Regions from separate parts of the Homo sapiens genome. Here region 1 is linked to region 2. Evidence: chromatin loops called from intact Hi-C (ENCODE). Cell type or tissue: PC-3. All regions are shown on one strand.

Region 1 (5,000 bases), 82 kb before region 2:
AATGGTGATGGCTGCTCAACTTTGTGGATATATAAAGTATGCACACTTTAAAAGGGTAAATTTTATAGTATGTAAATTATAGCTCAATGTAGCTGTTATTTTTCTAAAAAATTAGTCTTCACCTTTAAGTAATTAAACAATTGATAAAAGTGATTACCATAGGTAGCTTTTACATATTTACATCTGTTATGAAAACACACACACACACACACACACACACACACAAATCAAGCAGTTGAATAGAATGAACTACCATTTTGACAGACTTCAACTATCTCCTCCCAGTGCAAATAACACAAGACATCAATGTTTTGGGCAAAGATAAAAACAGAAGTCATTTTCCTGTTGATACTATGCAGAGGAAGTAAAGTGATTGCTAGTAGTATCATGTTATCTTCATCCTTTCCAGCAGTGACCATCACATTGGACAGTGGACAGTGGACAGGTTGCTTATGGTGCCCAAGAGTCCGCACGGCCTGTTTATTTCTACCAGGCAGTCACCATAACCAACAAATTCCTGAGCTGGGCACGGTGGCACACACCTGTCTCCCAGCTAGTTGGGAGGATCGCTTGAGCCCAGGAGGTTGAGGTTGTAGTGAGCTATGATCGTGCCACTGCACTTGTGGGCAACAGAGGGAGACCTCATTTCTAACAACAAAATAAAGAACCAAGAAATTCCCAAAATAACAACTTAGGATCTGAAAAACTCATGGCATGTTGAGTACCCACATAACGTACCTAAAAACAAAAATAAAAAATAAAAAATCTCTAAACTTTTCATTATGGAAACTATCAAACTATCAAACATAAGTTGAGTGAACAGTAGAATGAATCCCAGTCTCAATAATTCTCAGCTGATAGCCAATCTGATTTCACCTTCCCCCATCTACCTCTGCTCCTCCATATAACATATAATCTTACCCATCAATATCTCAGTATGTACTTCTGAAAGAGGACTCTTTAAAAACACACACATGTCTGGGCATGGTAATCCCAGGCATGAGAGGCCGAGGCAGGTAGATTGCTTGAGCTCAGAAGTTTGAGACCAGCCTGGGTAACAGGGCAAAACTCTGTCTCTACAAAACATACAAAAATTATCCTGGTGTGGTGGCACACGCCTGTAATCCCAGCTACTCGGGAGGCTGAGGTGGGAGGATCACTTGAGCCTGGGAGACAGAGTTTGCAGTGAGCAGTGATCAAGCCACTGCACTCCAGCCTGGGTGGCAGCCTGAGACCCTGTCTCAAAAACAAAAAAACCCACACACATACAAAACATATTCAAGTTTCTCTTATTATCTTACAAACTTTAAAAAAAGTTTATATAATGTCCTTTTTATTATTATCTCTATTCTCCATGGAAACATGAATAGCAATTGCCACTATTTACAAAAGCAGCTATTGTGTGCCGGAGAGTTTACTGGGGGCTTTCCACATATTTTCCAATAAAATCTTTGCGTCAACCATAGAAGTTGTTTATTATCACCCACCCATCCACCATCTCCCAGCTCAAGGAGTTTGAGTGTCCCAACCAAGGTTCAAAGACGGGTCAGGCTGGCTGACCTAATCTCTATTTCCCACTCCTGGTTCTCCCATGCCCATCTTTATTATAGGGCTGAGCTGTCCAATAGTCTAGACACTAGCTGCATGTGGCACAATAGTTAAAGGGTAGCTAATGTCCAATTTGAGATGTGCTGTAAGATCCACAAAGAATTCAAAGACTTAGTGTAAAAAAAGAATGTAAACTATCTCATTAGTAATTTTTATATTGATTGCAGATTAAAATAATAATTTTTGGATATATTGGGTTAAAATATATTACTAAAATTAATTCTTGTATGTATTAGTCCGTTCTCATGCTACTAATAAAGATATACCCAAGACTGGGTAATTTATAAAGGAAAGAGGTTTAATAGACTCACAGTTCCACATGGCTGGGGAGGCCTCACAATCATGGCGGAAGGTGAAGACCAAAGTCACATCTTACGTGGCAGCAGGCAAGAGAGCTTGTGCAGGGGAGCTCCCATTTATAAAACCATCAGATCTCATGAGACTTATTCACTATCACAAGAACAGCACAGGAGAGCCCCACCCCCGTGATTCAATTACCTCCCACCTCGTCCCTCCCACGACACTTGGGAATTATGGAAGCCATAATTCAAGATGAGATTTGGGTGGGGACACAGCCAAACCACATCACTGTGGCTCTTTACCTTTCTTAAAAAATTGTGGCAAAATACATATAACATAAAATTGGCCATCTTGACCCATTTTGTGTGTACAGCTCAGTGGCATTAAGCATATTTACATCGTTGTCCAGCCATCACCACCACTCATCTCCAGAACTCTTTTCATCTTGTCAAACCAAAGCTCTGCCCTATAAAACAACAACTCCCTATTCCTCTCTACTCTTAGCCCCTGGCAACCATCATTCTGCTTTCTATCTCTATGAATTTGACTACTCCAGGGACCTCTTAAACCTCTGTAAAGACAGATTTGGCCAATATTTTGTTGGTTTTGTTTAAATTCCAAACCTTCTCTTCCTTCCACAACCTCTATGCTGTGTTCTTTTCAGATGTATGAATTTCACTGAAGACCAGCCCCTGGTGGCCACCATCCTGTACTTTCTGTCTCTATGAATTTGACTTCTTTTTTCTCACTCTGTTGCCCAGGCTGGAGTGCAGTGGCGCGATCTCAGCTCACTGCAACCTCCATCCCCTGGGTTCAAGCGATTCTCCTGCCTCAGCCTCCCAAGTAGCTGGGACTACAGGTGCCTGCCACCATGCCTGGCTGATTTTTGTATTTTTTTTTTAGTAGAGATGGGGTTTCACCATCTTGGCCAGGCTTGTCTTGAACTCCTGACCTCATCATCCACCTGCCTGGGCCTCCAAAACTGTTGGGATTACAGGCGTGAGCCACCTTGCCTGGCCAATGAATTTGGCTTCTTTAGGTACCTCACATAAGTGGAATCATACGGTATTTGTCCTTTAGTGCCTGGCTTAGTCACTTAGCATAATGTCTTCAAGGTCCATCCACGTTGTAGCATGTGTCAGATTTCCTTTATCCTCAAGATTGAGTAATATTTCATTGTGTGGCTAGACCACACTTTGTTTACTCATTTGCTGGGCACTTGGGTGGCTTAGACCTTTTGGCTTCCGTGAATGACGCTGCTGTGAACATAGGCATACAAATATCTCTTTTAGACCCTGCTTTCAATTCTTTGGGTATATATGCAGAAGTGGAATTGCTAGATCATATGGTAATTCTATTTTTAAGTTTTTGAAGAACTGCCATACTGTTTTCCACAGTGGCTGTACCATTTTACATTCCCACCAATAATGCACACAGTTCCAACTTCTCCACATCCTTGCCAACACTGGTTACTTTCTGTTTGTTTTTGTTTTTTGAGATGGCGTCTCACTCTCTCACCCTGGCTGGAGTGCAGTAGCGCGATCTTGGCTCACTGCAACCTCTGCCTCCTGGGTTCAAGCGATTTTCCTGCCTCAGCCTCCCGAGTAGCTGGGACTATAGGCATGTGCCACCACACATAGCTAATTTTCCACCATGCCTGGCTAATTTTTTTTTTTTTTTTAGTAGAGATGGGGTTTCACCATATTGGCCAGGCTAGTCTCAAGCTCCTGACCTCAGATGATCCACCCGCCCCAGCCTCCCAAAGTGCTGGGATTACAGGCGTGAGCCACTGCGCCCAGCTGTTTTTGTTTTTGATCATAGCTGGCCTAGTGGGTATGAGGCTCTTTGCCTTTTTAAACATGACTATTAGAAAACATGTAGCTCACATTCTATTTCTTCTTGCCAGCCGTGCTAATGGGGGCTGGAAAAGAAAGAAAAACTTGACTTCCTGGCCTTTTCTGCAGATAGAGGTGGCCATGTGACATTGTTCTGGCCAGCGAGGCATGAGCATGTCTGCCGGTGCCACCTCTTCTGCTTCCTACTTCTTCCTGCCTATGATGCATCCTGCAACCATGAAGTGACAGAAATGAGGATGAGGTTAAGGGTGGTGGGGCAGACTGATGAAAGAGGAGACTTGCTGATGAACCCTGGCATCAGCCTCTCATTATGTATCTCCAGACCACTCATCACGCAAGACCATAAACTCTTCTCCCTTCAAACCACCTGTAGCTTTTTATGCATTTGTTAGTGTGGCCACACTTCTATAATGGGATCACTCCAAAAGTGGCAGAGCTGGGACTTGAGCACACGTCTGTCTGTCTGTCTCCTAAAGCCTCTCCATCTATATTAGTCTGTTTTCACATTGCTGATAAAGACATACCCAAGACTGGGTAATTTATAAAGAAAAAGAGGTTTGGCTGGGCACAGTGTCTCACACCTGTAATCCCAGCACTTTTGGAGGCCGAGGCGGGCGGATTGTGAGGTCAAGAGATCGAGACCATCCTGGCCAACATGGTGAAACCCAGTCTCTACTAAAAGGACAAAAATTAGCCGGGCATGGTGACGCATGCCTGTAGTCCCAGCTACTCAGGAGGCTGAGGCAGGAGAATTGCTTGAACCTGGGAGGCGGAGGTTGCAGTGAGCCGAGATCGTGCCACTGCACCCCAGCCAGGTGACAGAGTGAGACTCCATCTCAAAAAAAAAAAAAAAAAGAAAAAGGAAAAAAAGAAAAGAAAAATAGGTTTAATGGACTCACAGTTCCACGTGTCTAGGGAGGCTTCACAATCATGGCAGAAGGTGAAAGGCACTTCTTACATGGTGGCAGGCAAAGAGAATGAGAGAATGAGACCCAAGCGAAAGGGGAAACCTCTTACAAAACCATCAGATCTCATGAGACTTATTCACTACCATGAGAACAGTATGGGTGAAACCACCCCCATGATTCAATTATCTCCCACCAGGTCCCTCTCACAACATGTGGGAATTATGGGAGCTACAAGTAAAGATGAGATTTGGGTGGGGACACAACCAAACCATATCATCATCTCTCTCTCCACCTCTACCACCCACTGCCTCCCAATAATGGACTGGTG
Region 2 (5,000 bases):
AAGCTATATCTAAAAGACATCAATTGCCTCCCCAACTCCCCTTTTTGTTTCTTTTTAGAGGCATGTTTTTCCTCTGTCACCCAGGCTGGAGTGCAGTGGTATGATCACAGCTTACTGCAGCCTCAAACTCCTGAGCTCAAATGATCCTCTCACCTTGACCTTTGAAAGTGCTGGGATTATAGATGTGAGCCACTGCGTCCCGCCCCATTGCACTTCCACTGAGCACCTACTATGTGCCACTCATTATGTTTGATGTTGGCTAGAAATGCAACATGGCTGCCTGTCTAAAAAGTTTTGTTTTTCTTTTTTAAGCTAGGAAATAGAACAATAATAGTATATACATAATGTAGATTTTGAAAAGGTAACAAAAACATTAAAAAATAATGTTTTTGTTATCTGAAAAAGTTATTAAGATTAGGATGGATATTGTTCTAGACTTTTTCTGTGCATATGTCATATATAGTTTTTAAAAGCAATAGTTTTTTTAAAGCAATAAATAGGTTTTAAAAGCAAAATAATCTCCAAAAAGGAGTATATTATAGTATTGTTCTATTTCATATCTCAACCTTTTATTGAATATAGTTGTGACATTTAAGGGAGCATAATTTGATCTATGGACTATTCAAATTTGCATATCAATATCCATCTTTTGGTTGTATTCTATAGAAGACTCCTTATTACAAAATTTTTTTATTATACTTTAAGTTCTAGGGTACATGTGCACAACCTGCAGGTTTGTTACATATGTATACATGTGCCATGTTGGTGTGCTGCACCCATTAACTCGTCATTTACATTAGGTATATCTCCTAATGCTATCCCTCCCCCCTTCGCCCACCCCACAACAGGACCCGGTGTGTGATGTTCCCCCTCCTGTGTCCAAGTGTTCTCATTGTTCAATTCCCACTTACGAGTGACAACATGTGGTGTTTGGTTTTTTGTCCTTCTGATAGTTTGCTGAGAATGATGGTTTCCAGCTTCATCCATGTCCCTACAAAGGACATGAACTCATCATTTTTTATGGCTGCATAGTATTCCGTGGTGTATATGTGCCACATTTTCTTAATCCAGTCTATCATTGATGGACATTTAGGTTGGTTCCAAGTCTTTGCTATTGTGAATAGTGCCACAATAAACATATGTTTGCATGTGTCTTTATAGCAGCATGACTTATAATCCTTTGGGTATATACCCAGCAATGGGATGGCTGGGTCAAATGGTATTTCTAGTTCTAGATCCCTGAGGAATCACCACGCTGTCTTCCACAATGGTTGAACTAGTTTACAGTCCCACCAACAGTGTAAAAGTGTTCCTATTTCTCCACATCCTCTCCAGCACCTGTTGTTTCCTGACTTTTTAATGATTGCCATTCTAACTGGTGTGAGATGGTATGTCATTGTGGTTTTGATTTGCATTTCTCTGATGGCCAGTGATGATGAGCATTTTTTCATGTGTCTGTTGGCTGCGTAAATGTCTTCTTTTGAGAAGTGTCTGTTCATATCCTTCACCCACTTAAATGTTAGACCTAAAACCATAAAAACCCTAGAAGAAAACCTAGGCAATACCATTCAGGACATAGGCATGGGCAAGGACTTCATGTCTAAAACACCAGAAGCAATGGCAACAAAGCCAAAATTGACAAATGGGATCTAATTAAACTAAAGAGCTTCTGCACAGCAAAAGAAACTACCATCAGAGTGAACAGGCAACCTACAGAATGGGAGAAAATTTTTGCAATCTACTCATCTGACAAAGGGCTAATATCCAGAATCTACAAAGAACTCAAACAAATTTACAAGAAAAAACAACCCCATCAACAAAATTTTTATTATAAGCACAACATAACTATAAACTAACTTTTTGTCATTAAGAAAATCCTTTCAACCCCCTTATAAAACACCGAAATCCTCCAAGGTTGCTATGTTAATTATCTATTGCTTCATAACAGATTGCTCTAAAACTTAGTGCTTTAACAGCCATGAACATTATCTCTCACAGTTTCTGTGGATTAGGAATCCAGGAGTGGCTCGTTTGGGTGGTTCTGGCTCAGAGCCTCTTGTAAGGCTGCAGTCACCTGAGGTTTGGCTGGGATTAGGAGCTCCACTTGCAAGGTGGCTCACTCACATGGCAGGCAAGTTGGTGCTGGCCGTTGGCAGGAGATCTCGGTTCCTCTCCACCTAGGCCTCTCCGCAGGCTGCTTGAATATCCTCATGACATGGCTTCTGGCTCCTCCAGAGCCAGCAATCTAGGAGAATGAGAGCCAGGCAGCAGCCATCCTTTTTATGACCTAATCTCAGAAGACACACAGCGTCAGTTCTACCCCATTCTGTTCATTTGCAATGAGTCACGAAGTTTGACTGGCATGCAAGGGGAGGGGATGAGGCTCTCCCTTTTGAAGAAAGACGTGTCAAAGAATTTGTGGACATATTTATTTTAAAACCATCACATCGCACACAGGAACAATGGCTGAGCCTGTAAACCCCATTCACTTATTTATTCAGTAAATATTTACTCAGGGCCTACAAATGCTTGGTTCTATGCACTGTGCTGGGGATTCGGAGATGAATAAGATATAATCTTGGTTTTTGGGAAGTTCTGAGTAGAGATAGGAGCAAACAAGGAGCAGAGCATCATAGCAACATGGACCAAGTTGACTGACATGACCTTCTTCCAGTGCCTGAGAAGGCCACGGGCAGAGTGGGGAGGGAGGTCCACTTGGGGAAGCCCAGCCGCCCTTCACCAGATTTATCTGCTGCTGGCTGTGAAGGATGGGGGCCTTATTTCATTGAGAATGCTAGATGCTTTCTTGCATAGGCTTACAGGATTCTAAGGAAAGGTTTTGTTTTTAAACGGTGGAGGAAAGCAGTGAAGGGCTAGCGTCTGGGTTCCTCACACACCTTTCTCTGCAACCCTGTGCGTATTAGTGCAGTGATGGGTAGGTTTCTGCGTGGCTTGTGTTAGCAGTTGGATGGCACTAAGGCTGCTACAGCAAAACTACTAGTTCTGCCCAACTGTGCAGAGAGCACAGGCGTGGCAGGAATGCAGGAGCTGTGTACGATGTGTTTGTTTTTAAAATGCAGGGCTCTAACGGTAGTCTCTGAAGACTCAGATTCCTCCCTGAGCTCCCATAGGATGAGTGATTCATGGGATTAATGATTCATATCTTTCTCCCCCTCCAAAGAAGCTTGATAGAAGATAAAGATCTTGTTCATGATGAAAGATATTTTATCACTTGTTAGCGTTCAGAGGGCACTGATGAAGTGACCTCACTTCTAGGATTTCCAAATGCTCAAATTAAGGTTTTTGCACAAGGGGTGCTATCGTTTCCGTAAAGAGGCTGAGAGGCTGTGTCCACTGTTGCTGTGCAAACATTGTTGGGCTTCTGAGCCTCATAGGATTGGGATCAGCCTGGAGAGTGGCTATATCTTATTTAATTGATCTATGAGTTATATATTGAGATATCTATGTATTTATTGAGAGATGTAGCTGTGTTTACCTGTGTTCTATCTTAGATAGCAGCCTCGATTTTCTAATGCAGTGTTGTGTGCTTTTGTGTTAACATGGAATATTGCTTTCAATCAGTATGGCCAGGCTGAATGGCCTAGCACTCCTCTGAGTTTCAACAACTTGGCCTGATGAAATGCCAGCTTTCAGTAACAGCAGAGGTGACTGTGTTCATATCCAGCAAACCGAGATCTTATTTAGGTTTGAGGGAAAACAAATAGTTTTTCAGAAAGCTTACATTGAAAACTATTACCTCCATGCCCTGGAAGTTGTGGGGACAGGCAGTTTCTCTTGCATTATATTATCTTCCATGAAAAGATTCTGTCTGCTTGATTAAGGGCATACTTGTTTCCCGGGCTTTGTTCTCTGTGGTCCCTGGGGGTGAGCTATTCGTGCTCCAAGCTAAGAACAGCCCATCTACTTGCTGATGGATCCCTCTCACCTACTCCTGGCCTTGTCTCCATTGGTCTCCTTTTTCCGTCCTACACCATAATTATTTCCCTTTTCTCCTGATCATTCTCATTCATAGACAAAACATGCTTACCCTGAAAACTGTCTCCTGTAAGAACACACATCCATGACTGCATTCTGCCTCCCAGCTCCCACCTCGTGTCTCTCCTCTTTATAGCAAAACTCCTCCAAAGGGTGGATTATACTTGTCTCCAATTTCTCTCCCACCCCAGGCAACTACTGTTCTGATATCTATACTTATACCTTAGCTTTGCCTCTTCTGGAACTTCTGTATAAGTGGAGTCATGCAGAACATAATATTTTCCTTCTGATTTCTTCTACTCAACATGTTTTTGAGATTCCTTTATGTTGCATGTATCAGCGGTTGGTTCCATTTTATTGCTGAATAGTATTTTTTCGATGTTCTTTGGAGCTTACTGGTGCCATTTCCTCAGCGTTTGCATTTGTTTCAGTATCTTGTAATACTTTCAAGAGAGAGAGAGTCCTCACTTTGCGTTTCGATTCTTGGATGACTTGCCTCTCAGGTTTGAGTAACAATAAGACCACAAAAACAGCATGCAGTGACAAGTGTTGCTGGAAGGAAGTGCCACCCATTCAGGAGGTAACAGGGATAATGACACAGCACTCACACCTAGGGCTTCCAGTGTTTGAACAACAGATTGCCTTTGGTACGGCCACTGATTTGGCTCTGGGAGTTTAACTGAAAGAGGCTCATTTTCTGCCACCGCCTTGCACATTAATTCCCAAGAAGATCATTGACTTGAAATTACACATGGTGCTTATCCAGATGATTGGATCCTTTCCAAGATGTGTGGTAGATGCTGTTTCTGTTCTTGAAAGTCAGAGGCTCATGTTGTTTTTTGCTTGATGTAAAACCAGTGGGAATCACAGAGAGCAAAGCAGCAACTTGAATCCGTCTTTGGCAATAGTGATGCATGAAGGGGGGGTGATCGTCATTGCTGTTTAAACTGAGCAAGGCAAACACTTGCCAGGATGAAGCTCATTAAACAAGTCTCTTCTCGTAG

The links. Peaks named below come from ENCODE experiments on the same cell type or tissue, not always from the same donor. Only the 100,000 strongest peaks of a DNase experiment are listed, where the experiment ranks them.
Region 1: a loop joins it to region 2, with 4 times the contacts of the local background. A loop is called at or near these places in 2 of 110 quality-filtered maps.

What each region holds. Positions count from the first base shown.
Region 1 is chr9:132,089,073-132,094,072 of GRCh38, reverse strand. No RefSeq gene overlaps it. Among named protein-coding and RNA genes, the nearest start is that of MED27, 12 kb to the right of the region's middle. In PC-3, a CTCF peak has its summit at 2,615 (motif pointing left); a DNase peak (open chromatin) is centred at 3,062; H3K27ac peaks cover 2,352 bases.
Region 2 is chr9:132,006,724-132,011,723 of GRCh38, reverse strand. The region is part of intron 3 of MED27 (mediator complex subunit 27); the gene reads left to right. Among named protein-coding and RNA genes, the nearest start is that of MED27, 71 kb to the left of the region's middle. RefSeq lists enhancers at 4,263-4,372, 4,168-4,860. In PC-3, no CTCF peak of the experiment used is centred here; DNase peaks (open chromatin) are centred at 2,373 and 3,093; H3K4me3 peaks cover 565 bases; H3K27ac peaks cover 2,424 bases.